Linked DNA regions of Mus musculus: region 2 is linked to region 1. The links are chromatin loops, found by intact Hi-C in ENCODE. Cell type or tissue: left cerebral cortex. All regions are shown on one strand.

Evidence for each region. A loop is a pair of places that touch in the nucleus more often than their neighbours do. Peaks named below come from ENCODE experiments on the same cell type or tissue, not always from the same donor. Only the 100,000 strongest peaks of a DNase experiment are listed, where the experiment ranks them.
Region 2: a loop joins it to region 1, with 4 times the contacts of the local background. A loop is called at or near these places in 8 of 42 quality-filtered maps.

Annotation. Positions count from the first base shown.
Region 1 is chr8:47,014,128-47,019,127 of GRCm38, reverse strand. The region is part of intron 1 of Enpp6 (ectonucleotide pyrophosphatase/phosphodiesterase 6); the gene reads right to left. Among named protein-coding and RNA genes, the nearest start is that of Enpp6, 30 kb to the right of the region's middle. In left cerebral cortex, a CTCF peak has its summit at 2,667 (motif pointing left); a DNase peak (open chromatin) is centred at 2,663.
Region 2 is chr8:47,687,089-47,692,088 of GRCm38, reverse strand. Gm31692 (a long non-coding RNA gene) reads left to right here. Exons shown (of 6, transcript XR_003947547.1): 2 at 1,910-3,589. It overlaps Gm31638 (a long non-coding RNA gene), which reads right to left. Exons shown (of 3, transcript XR_378945.3): 2 at 1,256-1,349. Among named protein-coding and RNA genes, the nearest start is that of Gm31638, 5.0 kb to the right of the region's middle. In left cerebral cortex, a CTCF peak has its summit at 1,948 (motif pointing left); no DNase peak of the experiment used is centred here; H3K4me3 peaks cover 516 bases; H3K27ac peaks cover 360 bases.

The DNA of each region.
Region 1 (5,000 bases):
CAGGAAGACCCACAGAACTAACTAACCTGGGACCAAACCATGAAGGGTCACAGAGCCTGGGCCACCAACCAGTTAGCATACAGGAGCTAGACCTAGACTCTCCACACATGTGTGGCAAATGTATAGCTTGCTCTCCATGTGGGTCCCCTAGCAAGTAGAGCAGGGGCTGTCTCAGTATCTGTTCCCTGCCATTGGATCCCCTTCCCCCTCTACTTGGCCTGCCTAGTTGGGTCTCAGTGGGAGAGAATGTGCCTAGACCTGCTGGGATTTCATGCCCCCAGGATGGGGTGGTACCTAAGGTGGGCTTCCCGTCTCTGAGGAGAAGGAGAAGGGGCAGTGTGGGGAGGGAATTTTAAGGGTGGAACTGGGAGGAGGGGAGGAAGGGGGCTGAGATCAGGATGTAAAGCGAATAAAAATAAACAAAGAAAAACAGCAGAAATGTATCTCTCACAGTTACGGTGGCTAAGAAATTCAGGAGCGGAGGCAACAGATTCAGGGTGCAGAGAAGGTGGGCACTCACAATGTTCCTACACCAATCTCACAGAGGAAAGAGCGTGCAGGGGAGGTGGCACTGGGGACCGGAGTGGGGATCTCTCTTGGTCCTTTCTTTCTTTCATGAGAACACTATGAGAGCTTTGCCTTCCTCGCCTGATCATCCCCAAAGTCTCTACCTACTGATGTCACCTCTCCGAGGTGAAGACGGTAGTGTCTCTATAGCTGTTGGAGCACTCTATCACGCCCCTGCGAGAAGGATAACTGTTTCTTGTGTTAACTTGCTTTTAATGCCCAGGCAGGGTGTGCGGAAACAAAGATCAGTCTTGGTTAGCTGTTTCTGGTGATTTGGGGAGGACACTGACCAGGGCCTCGTGAATGCTGAGCATTTTTAGCATGCTGAGGGAAACAGTGCTGCCTGGATTTGGGCTGATTTCCTCATTTTCCCTGCGTGGTTGGATCAGGGGACTGCAGCTTTAGAGCAAGTCTCCAGATCCTGGGCTTCTGATATATTGTTAAATAAAAGCATGCAGAGCTTTAGTTATCATCCAGATTTGTTATATCCTACATACTTTTAAAGAAAGTTCCTTGATCATCTTTATTGGGTGTGTGTGTGTGTGTGTGCATGTGTGTAAGTGTATGTGTGTGACAGTATATGTGTGTGTGTGTGTAGATATGTATGTGAGAGTGTATGTGTGTATGCCTGTGTATGTGTGTGTGTATATATATGTGTGTGAGTGTGTGTGTGTGTGTGTGTGTGTGTGTGTGTGTGTGTATACATGAGGCACATGTGGCAGTCAGAGGACAACTTGCTAGAGTCAGTTCTTTCCTTCCACCATGTTAGGCCCAGGGATTGAACTCAAGTGACTAGGCTTAGCGGCAGATACTCTCAGCCATTTCATTGGCCCATTGGAAGCTCAGTTTTTGCCAGTGTGAGTCATTTAGTTTGTTGATGCTAGATTTTGCTGGCCTACCTAAGCTCACAGCCTCAGTCCAGACACTCCCATTAAGTCAGACCAGTCTCTTTCTGTAGTCAGGGGTGAACAGCTCTCCTGTAGCTAATGTCGCTATTATAGCCACAGCTTAAATGTCCCAGTCAGTGATCAGACTATAAACAGGTGAACCTGGAATAGACACAGGTCCTGCTTAACAATTTGGGTGTATTGTGCTTCTTGGGTGCTGTGCTGAAAGATAATTTGCCTCAGGGAAGAAAGACTACACTCAATGAGCAACTCAGCACTCTGCTAGCTGTGAGAAGAATCTCTTTGTTGCACTGATAATTTCAGTTCAAGGGCTCCATTCCACTTGTGTGTGTGTGTGTGTGTGTGTGTGTGTGTATGTGTGTGTGCGTGCATGTGGGTGTGTCTCTGTGTGTGTTGGTGTGTTTTATTGATGTTTTAAGTTAGCCAAGCAGGCAGCACCAGGAAATGTGAGAACAGGAGTTCGGGACCTGTGAGTGAGTTGTGGCCTTACAATCCTTTTGGATGACGACAGGCGAAAGCTGACATTCCAGCCCTACTCCCCACCAGCCCTGGACCTCACTTGACCCACTGAGCTTCACCGGGCTTTAGTTTTCCAATCTGTGAACTTGACCCACCAAGCTTCACCAAGCTTCAGTTTTCCCTTCTGCGATGCTTTTTGGGTTTTGTTTCTCTTCTCTGCTTTTCGTTTCCGTTACCCCCGCCTCCCGTTTTTTAAGTTCTGAGGAACCCAGGACCTTGCTCAAGCAATGACTCTGCCACTGACATACACCCTCTGCCCTGATTCCTTATTTGAAAGTTGGACACCATCAAGCCTTCCGCCAAGCTTAAATGGTGATTGGTCAGTGCCCGGGGTAACACAGGCCACTGGTAAATGCATGTGGATAGCTACATCTCCGTGAAAGGACAGCCTTATTGAGCAGTGCGGCCCCTTTAAACGGTGTCTGGGAAGGGTTGGTGATGGGCTGTGTATTTTTTATGTGTTATTTACTTTCCCATCTCCTTAAAGACAAATCAAAGAGACATTACTACCCACACTTTACTCTGGACAGTCAGGTGAAGCTAAAAGGATCGCAAGGAGTGCCGGCTAGACTCAATAATTGACCAAGTAATTGACCAAAGAACATCCAACACAGCTGAGAAAACGCCTGCCTAGGACCTGAGAAATGCCTGGCCTGACACTGCCCTCTAGTGGTGGTAAAGATAATCTCTGCTACCCTCAATGATAGCCAGATGTAGGCGTACTGGTGTGCCAAGCAACACGCTAGCCTTTTCGTTGTGTGTCTTGAACACTCTCCAAGCTCCATGGCATTCTTAGATCTGCTTTGGACTATACTAAACATTTCAGGAATTCTGACACCGATGGCTCTGGAAGCCACGTAGGACAGGATGAAGATTTTACTGGTCATTTTTTCTGAGTCTTCATTCTCACAGACCACCACCAAGCACGCTGGTCCTTACTGGACTTTGCTCTCTTTTCCAGGACTTTAAATTCATATTTATATTTTATCATTTTTCACTCCATCGCTCCTTTCCTTCCTTGCTTTCATTCCTGTTCTTGGTTAGGTCACCAACTTCTCTTTACCCCAACCCTGTATGGTCACTGTGGTGAGCACTGGTCTCCAACACAGTTTCTCCCTCTTGAAGTACTTCCGACTACTCCCTGGGATATTCCTCTCACATCTCACCCGGGGTACACTCAGTGCCTTGTAGGGCCACCTTGGGCTGAGATGAGGGGCAAAGTATTTGCACCTAGTCTTAACTGGTCCAAGGACAGTGTCCCACCCATGACCACAGTGACAGATGCTCTGGGATCCAGGCTGGCTGGGGTAAAGCCTTGTCTGTGAGTTACTCATGCTGAGTCTCCTTTTGGTAGCCAAGCTGGGAAGAAACGGTCCTAGTATAGACACACTTCCTGGAAGGCGCTCCCTGGAAGGGCTGTTCAGGCTACATCAAGGAAGCTAACAGGAGAGAACAGGAGACATGGCATGTAGCAAGGTGAGTCCTGGGCAGGGTAGAGTGTGATTCACATCCTCAGCTCCCAGATTCCTCTTACACAGTGATAGCTACAGGACACACCATTGTGTCCCGACTCCACATGTCTTTCTTCCCATGCTGAAATATTTTCTTAAAGAAAATTCTGGCGTTATCATAAACATGGTCTGTGCCTGTCTTCATACTAAAGGGTTAGGGTTGGGGGATTCAAACATAGTTATAGTCAGCAAGACAGACCACCATCCCTGAGTGACATCTGACCCATCTAGGTAAGGTTTTCTGACTCTTTTTAAAAGTCTTAAATTCAGTTTCTTGTGCTTACGCGACAAGTGCTTTGCAGATTGAGCCATCGACATTACACCCCAGTGATTTTCTTCTAACCTACCCATGTACTAGGTACATTTTGAGGTTCTGCAATGAAGCAGTAAGCAAGAGAGACCAGTGGATTGAGATAACAGTCAAAAAGATGTAAATTACCCGGGAAGACAAACTCAGCAAGTAGAGCTGAGACGTTAAGAACCCACACTAGGGTGCAGCTTCACATGTCTGAGGAGGTATCTTAGAAGACAGGGATCACACCCCAGTGGCCATCTTGCGATGCTCCTGAGGCTGCCACACTGAAATCAAGTAGGGAAAAACGTCTTCCTTGGAGGAAAGAGAGCTCAGCACATTGAAAGACAAGGAGAGTCTGGCAGGGTAGGAAACAAGGGAGACACTATGAGAGAGGCTGACAGAGTGACGAGCCACTATGTGGATGCATAGCTTTATTCTACATATAAAGGGAGACATCCAATGATTCTCCTTCGAGGAAGACACTGCCTGAGACTTTGTGGGTTGGTGGATGTTTGGCCAGGGAAAACTTGTTCCTAATCTCTTAGACATGAGAGAAATTCAACCCTCGACTCTGTCCTCACCCTTTCTGTCTTGAGATTGAAGTTTAGTTTCTGATTGTGCTGAGTTATCTGCCTCCCCCACTCCACAGAGACCCCAGGATGGTTGCATTCCTCACATCCGTAAAAGCAGAAACAGCTGCCTTCCCATCCAGTAGCCTGAGAGATTTCCTCGAAACTGTATGGAGTGAATTGAGAAAGGCTAGGACAGAAGCTGGGAGACTGGATCAGGCCGTGTCACTGGGACCAGGGGTAAGCATTCAAGGAAATGAGAAGTGTCTGGCTCCACCCACAGAACTACGTGAGTTCTGTCCACCCCATCTGCTTGACTTGAGTTTGAGGCCCTTAAGAGTGTCCACCCTCTGTCATAACACCCACTGTGATGGTTTGTATATACTTGGGTCAGGGAGTGCCACTATTAGGAGGTGCGGTCCTGTTGGAGTAGGTGTGTCACTGTAGGTGTGGGCTTTAATATCCTAGCGCTAGCTGCCTGGAAGCCAGTCTTCTAGTAGCCTTCAGATGAAGATGTAGAACTCTCAGCATCTCCTGCACCACGCCTGCCTGGACTGCCATGTTCCCACCTTGATGATGATGGACTGAACCTCTGAACCTGTAAGCCAGCCCCAATTAAATGTTGTCCTTT
Region 2 (5,000 bases), 670 kb before region 1:
CTGGCAACTAAACTCAGGTCCTTTGGAAGAACTGTGGGCGTGTAGTCTAGGCTCCGCCCCACAGTTACCTGGCAACAGCTGCGTGTGCCTGGCTCATTATAAAAGGGGCTGCTCTTTCTTGCTCTGTCCTCTTGCTCCTGCTCGCCCCCCCCCCCCATTACCCTCTCCACTCTCTCCCCACGTGCTCATGGCCCGCCTCTACTCCTTTCTCTCTCTCTCTGCCTTTCTCTAACTCTACTTCCTCAACTCCCTTCCCCATTGCCCTGAATAAACTCTATTCTATACTATAACGCCCTTGTCGTGTGGCTAGTCCCTCACGGGGAAGGGATGGCTCAGCATGGGCCCGCAGAGGCACCCCACCGCACAGCCACCAAACACATTTCTTCTTGCCTTATCTTTTTATAAAACACAAGTACAATATATCCACTGTTATCTCTCCACATTATATCACGTGATATCTGTTGCTAAATCAGAACACAAGATGCAGTTTGCCTCAACAGTGTGTGTGTGTATGAATATGTGCGGTGTATGTGTATGTATGTGTGCTGTTGCACGTGTCTAGAGGACATTGGGTGGTCTGCTTTGCCACACTCCACCATATAGACCTCTGTGAGACAGGGTCTTTCACTGAGCCCGGAGCTAGGTGAGGCCAGCAAGACCGGCAGCCTCAGTTTTCCATCCGATAAAGTGTTGGTCAGGTCCAACATTTTAAGTGGATTTTGGGGCCTAGAACTGACACCCTCATCCTTGTGTGGCAAGTCTGTCTTTTTTTTTTTTTTTCTCGAGGCAGGGTTTCTCTATGTACCCCTGGCTGTCACTTGAATTCAGAGATCCCATTTGAATTCTACCCTCCCAAGCGCTGGGATTAAAGGCCTGCGCAGCGCCCCGTTAAGCCACCTAGTTATAAACTTTTCTCAGAGTTTAAATCTCATGGCGATGGAGTCAAAGCTAAAGGAAAAACTTCAAGAGTGTACGTCCTGTGCTTGAGGAAAACGAAGCTGGGTGTGGGTATTTATAAAACCACGCGAAGTAATAATGGGAAAGGAAGGGGACGGGAAGGTGCCGGACTGAAACCTGCTATTTCGTCACAGGACCGGGCAAGCGCCCAGCCTGTCCTTTGTTCCCTTTGTCAAAGTATCCCCTCTTGCCAGGAAGAGACCCAGTCTCGACCGAAGGTGGGGAAGGTGTTCCGACAAGCTAGCGTCCTGACTCTCACTTTTCCTGGGTTTCCTTTACTTAGCTTTCGGTAACTTACCGCAGCAGAAGTCCAGATGCAAATTTAGGGTTTCTCTTTTAAGTAGAACTGTGGCTTAGAACCGCAGGGGCCATTGTGCTGACTGTCAGTGCCACTGCAGAAAAATAGGAAATCCCACAGTGAGAAAACAAAAGGCGCTAAGGGAAGCAATCGGTTTTGGTGCAAACTGGAATGCAGAAGAGAAGAGCCCACCGGCGATTAGAGCGCCTACCTAGTTGTCTTCTCCCAAGGGTCGTCTACTAAGGAAATATTTTTTAAAACTAGAGAAAAATTGATAAGCATGAGATGGCCATTTAACCCTTATATTTAAGAAAAAGTCTAAAACCAATCCGAATAACCAAGGACAGGACTGTTTTCAAATGATGGAATTTTATTTACCCATCATTTAAATGCAAATTAATATATACGTTGTAAATTTAATTATAAAAAGATACACAGTAGAAAAAGTGTTGGGCAGAAATATGACAGTAGTATAAGTACTTTATTTGTTTTGACATATGTTCTCAAGTAATCCAGGTTGGCCTCAAACTTATTTCTGTTTATGTAAAACAACGTCTACCCCCAATCAATGCTATTTGTAATATCAAAATAGTTTTCACTTACACCAAGATAGTTGACCTTTCAAGAGGTTTTTTAGATTTCTTTTTCTTTCAGGTATTCATACTGCAGATGGTTGTGCGCCACCTTGTGGGTACTGGGAATCAAACAGAGGCCCCTCTGCGAGAGTCATAAGTGCCCTTAACCGCTGAGTCATCTTTCTAGCACAGGAAAATAGACTTTTATTAGGAAGTGAAGACCCGCCTTCAGTGTTCAGTCGATGTCTGACTACAGCACCAGATCCCAGCGTTTTGGAGATGCCAGTACCATGGGATGACCACCGAGAACAGCAGCAGCAGTGGAGGGGAGCTATCCAAAGCCTAGGAGACGGGCTGCGTGAGCTGCAGAGGGTGGATCCAGAGAAGTGGCCCAAGCCCTGGAGGAGCCCAGAAGATCTTGAGTGACTCCCAGACACTGGACACTGCAGTTACACAGTTGAAGTTTGGTTTTGCTCCGTTCAAATTGTGACTGTGCCCTGTCCCTTCCTGCTAAGTTTCAAATCAGGGCCAAGGCTGAGGCGCCTATTTAACATATCAAAGCATATCTGGCCTCCAGGTCCTTTCAGCATCCTTCAGTCCCTACTGGGTACGGATGTGGATGCCATGCCATGCTAGTTTGATACTGGCTAGTTTGATATCAACTTGACACAAGCTAGAGTCGTCAGTTAGGAGGGAGCCTCTGTTGAGAAAATGCCTTCAAAAGATCAGTCTGGAGGGCATTGTCTTATTTAGTGATTGATGGGGGAGGGCCCAGCCCATTGTGGATGGTGTTATCCCTGGGCTGATGGTCCTAAGTCCTATTAGAAAGCTGTCTGGGAAGGAAGCCAGCACCCCTCCACGGCCTCTGCATCAGCTCCAGCCCTGCCCTCCAGGTTCCTGCCCTGTGGGAGTTACTGGCCTGACTTTCTTCAGTGATTGACTACCGATGTGCAGGTGTAAGCCAAATACACCCTTTCCTCCCCAACTAGTTTTTAGTCACGGTGTTTCATTGCAGCAACTGAAATCCTAAGGCACAGGGTCTCCCTATGTTGTCTTGGCTGGCCTACAGTTTTCTGTACAGACCAAGCTGCGCTTGAACTCCCAGAGGTCCACCTGAATCTGCCCAGAGTGCTGGGATGAGAGGCGTGCACCACCATTCACTTTTCTATGTCCATCAGAAAATACATAACAGTATGTGTGCACATGTGTGTCACAGTGCGTGTTTGGAGGTCAGAGCACGGACTGGGCTGTGGGCTCTAGCCGTTCACCTTGTTTGAGACAGGCCCTCTTGTTGACCTAGGAGCTCCAGAATTGCAGATGTGAGCCTGTGGGCTTCACATGGACTCTAGGGATCCAAACTCAGGGCCTCACTAGGGGTTCACCCACTGAGCCGGCTCCCGACTTCTCTATTTAAATTTTAATAGTCTCATATGACACTGGAATGTTCCCTCAGACTACATGACAGTTTTATAGGAAGCTGGAGAACGGCCCTTTCCTTCCTCCAAGGGAGACCAGTGGTTCTCAACATGTGAGTCCTGACCCCTGAGTGGGTCAAATGACCCCCTCCTAGGGGTTGCCCAAGACCACTGGAAAACACGGATATTTACAACTAATAATAGTAGCAAAGACATGGTTATGAAGTAACAATGAAGTACTGTATGGCTGGAGGTCACCACAGCATGAGGAACTGTGTTAAAGGGTTAGGAAGGCTGAGAACCACTGCTCTCTTCCCTCTTGTCTTGCTCTCCAGTGCCTTTTGGTAATTTTAAATATTTTTGTAAAGAATTTTATTGAGCCAAACATTGACTTGCTAGGATCTACTTGGCAATTACTAGAACTTCCAAGTTTTGATTTATTTACTTATTAAACTAGGTCTCAGAATTTTCTTTTCTTTTAAAATTTATTTATTTATTATATGTAAGTATATTTTATATGTATTTATATGTATTATATGTAAGTATATATGTAAGTATTTATTTATTATATGTAAGTATACTGTAGCTGTCCTCAGACACTCCAGAAGAGGGAGTCAGATCTCATTACGGATGGTTGTGAGCCACCATGTGGTTGCTGGGAATTGAACTCCTGACCTTCGGAAGAACAGTCGGGTGCTCTTACTCACTGAACCATCTCACCAGCCCAACTCCCATCCCTCTTTGAGCAGCTACAGGACTGATTGCTTCTTTTCTTTATTCTTTTCTTCTCTTTCTCTCTCTCTCTCTCTCTCTCTCTCTCTCTCTCTCTTTCTTTCTTTTTTTTTTTGGAGACAGGGTTTCTCTGTATAGCTCTGGCTATCCTGGAACTCACTCTGTAGACCAAGCTGGCCTCTAACTCAGAGATCAGCCTAACTCTGCTTCTCAAGTACTGGGATAAAAGATGTGTGCTGCCACTAAGCAGCTCAAAATTCATTCCTAATCTGGGTTTTGGGAGTCTCCCTTCAAGTGTTAGAACTGTGTGTAACTAGACAAACTGCTTTCTTTAGAAGCAAGCAAGCAATTTAAACTGCTGGAGAAATGACCAAATAGAATCTGTTGACTGATTATAATACATATGGCTGCTGATTATATGATTATAATACATACGTTCCTTTGGAACTGTATTAATCTGCACCTAGAATTCATATCTCGAGAGTTCAAATAGTTATATGAGACACTTACATTTGAATATAGTATGAATTTTGGTTACAGGAAATTCATTCAAACTTACATTAGACTCAGGCATGTTAAAATTCATGAATTTTTCATTTACATCTTTTTACATAGTGCTGAAATGCATACAGGGAAGAAATGCAGGCTTGGTTCTATCTATATCTTGGGTCTATCTCTTAACTCCAGTAATCTAGCCTGTCTTTGATCCTACACTTTGATCCTTCTACACTTACTGCCAATTTGCTTTTATTTATACTTATACAATAAGCATTTTCCCAATGAGTTACCTATCCTTATAAATACGCTGTCTCCTGGATAGAGATCAAACATTGAATTTAAACCCACACACAGTAAATTCTCACACATGGTGATTTTTTTTTTCCCCTCAGTGCTTGCACCAAGATGCAGATGGACAAATCGATTTTTAATTTATTCCATTTTATGAATATGGCTGTTTTCTTTGGTGATTCCAGGGCTCAAAGGGCTCAGCAGTTCACTGTATGCATGGCTAAATCAATAGTT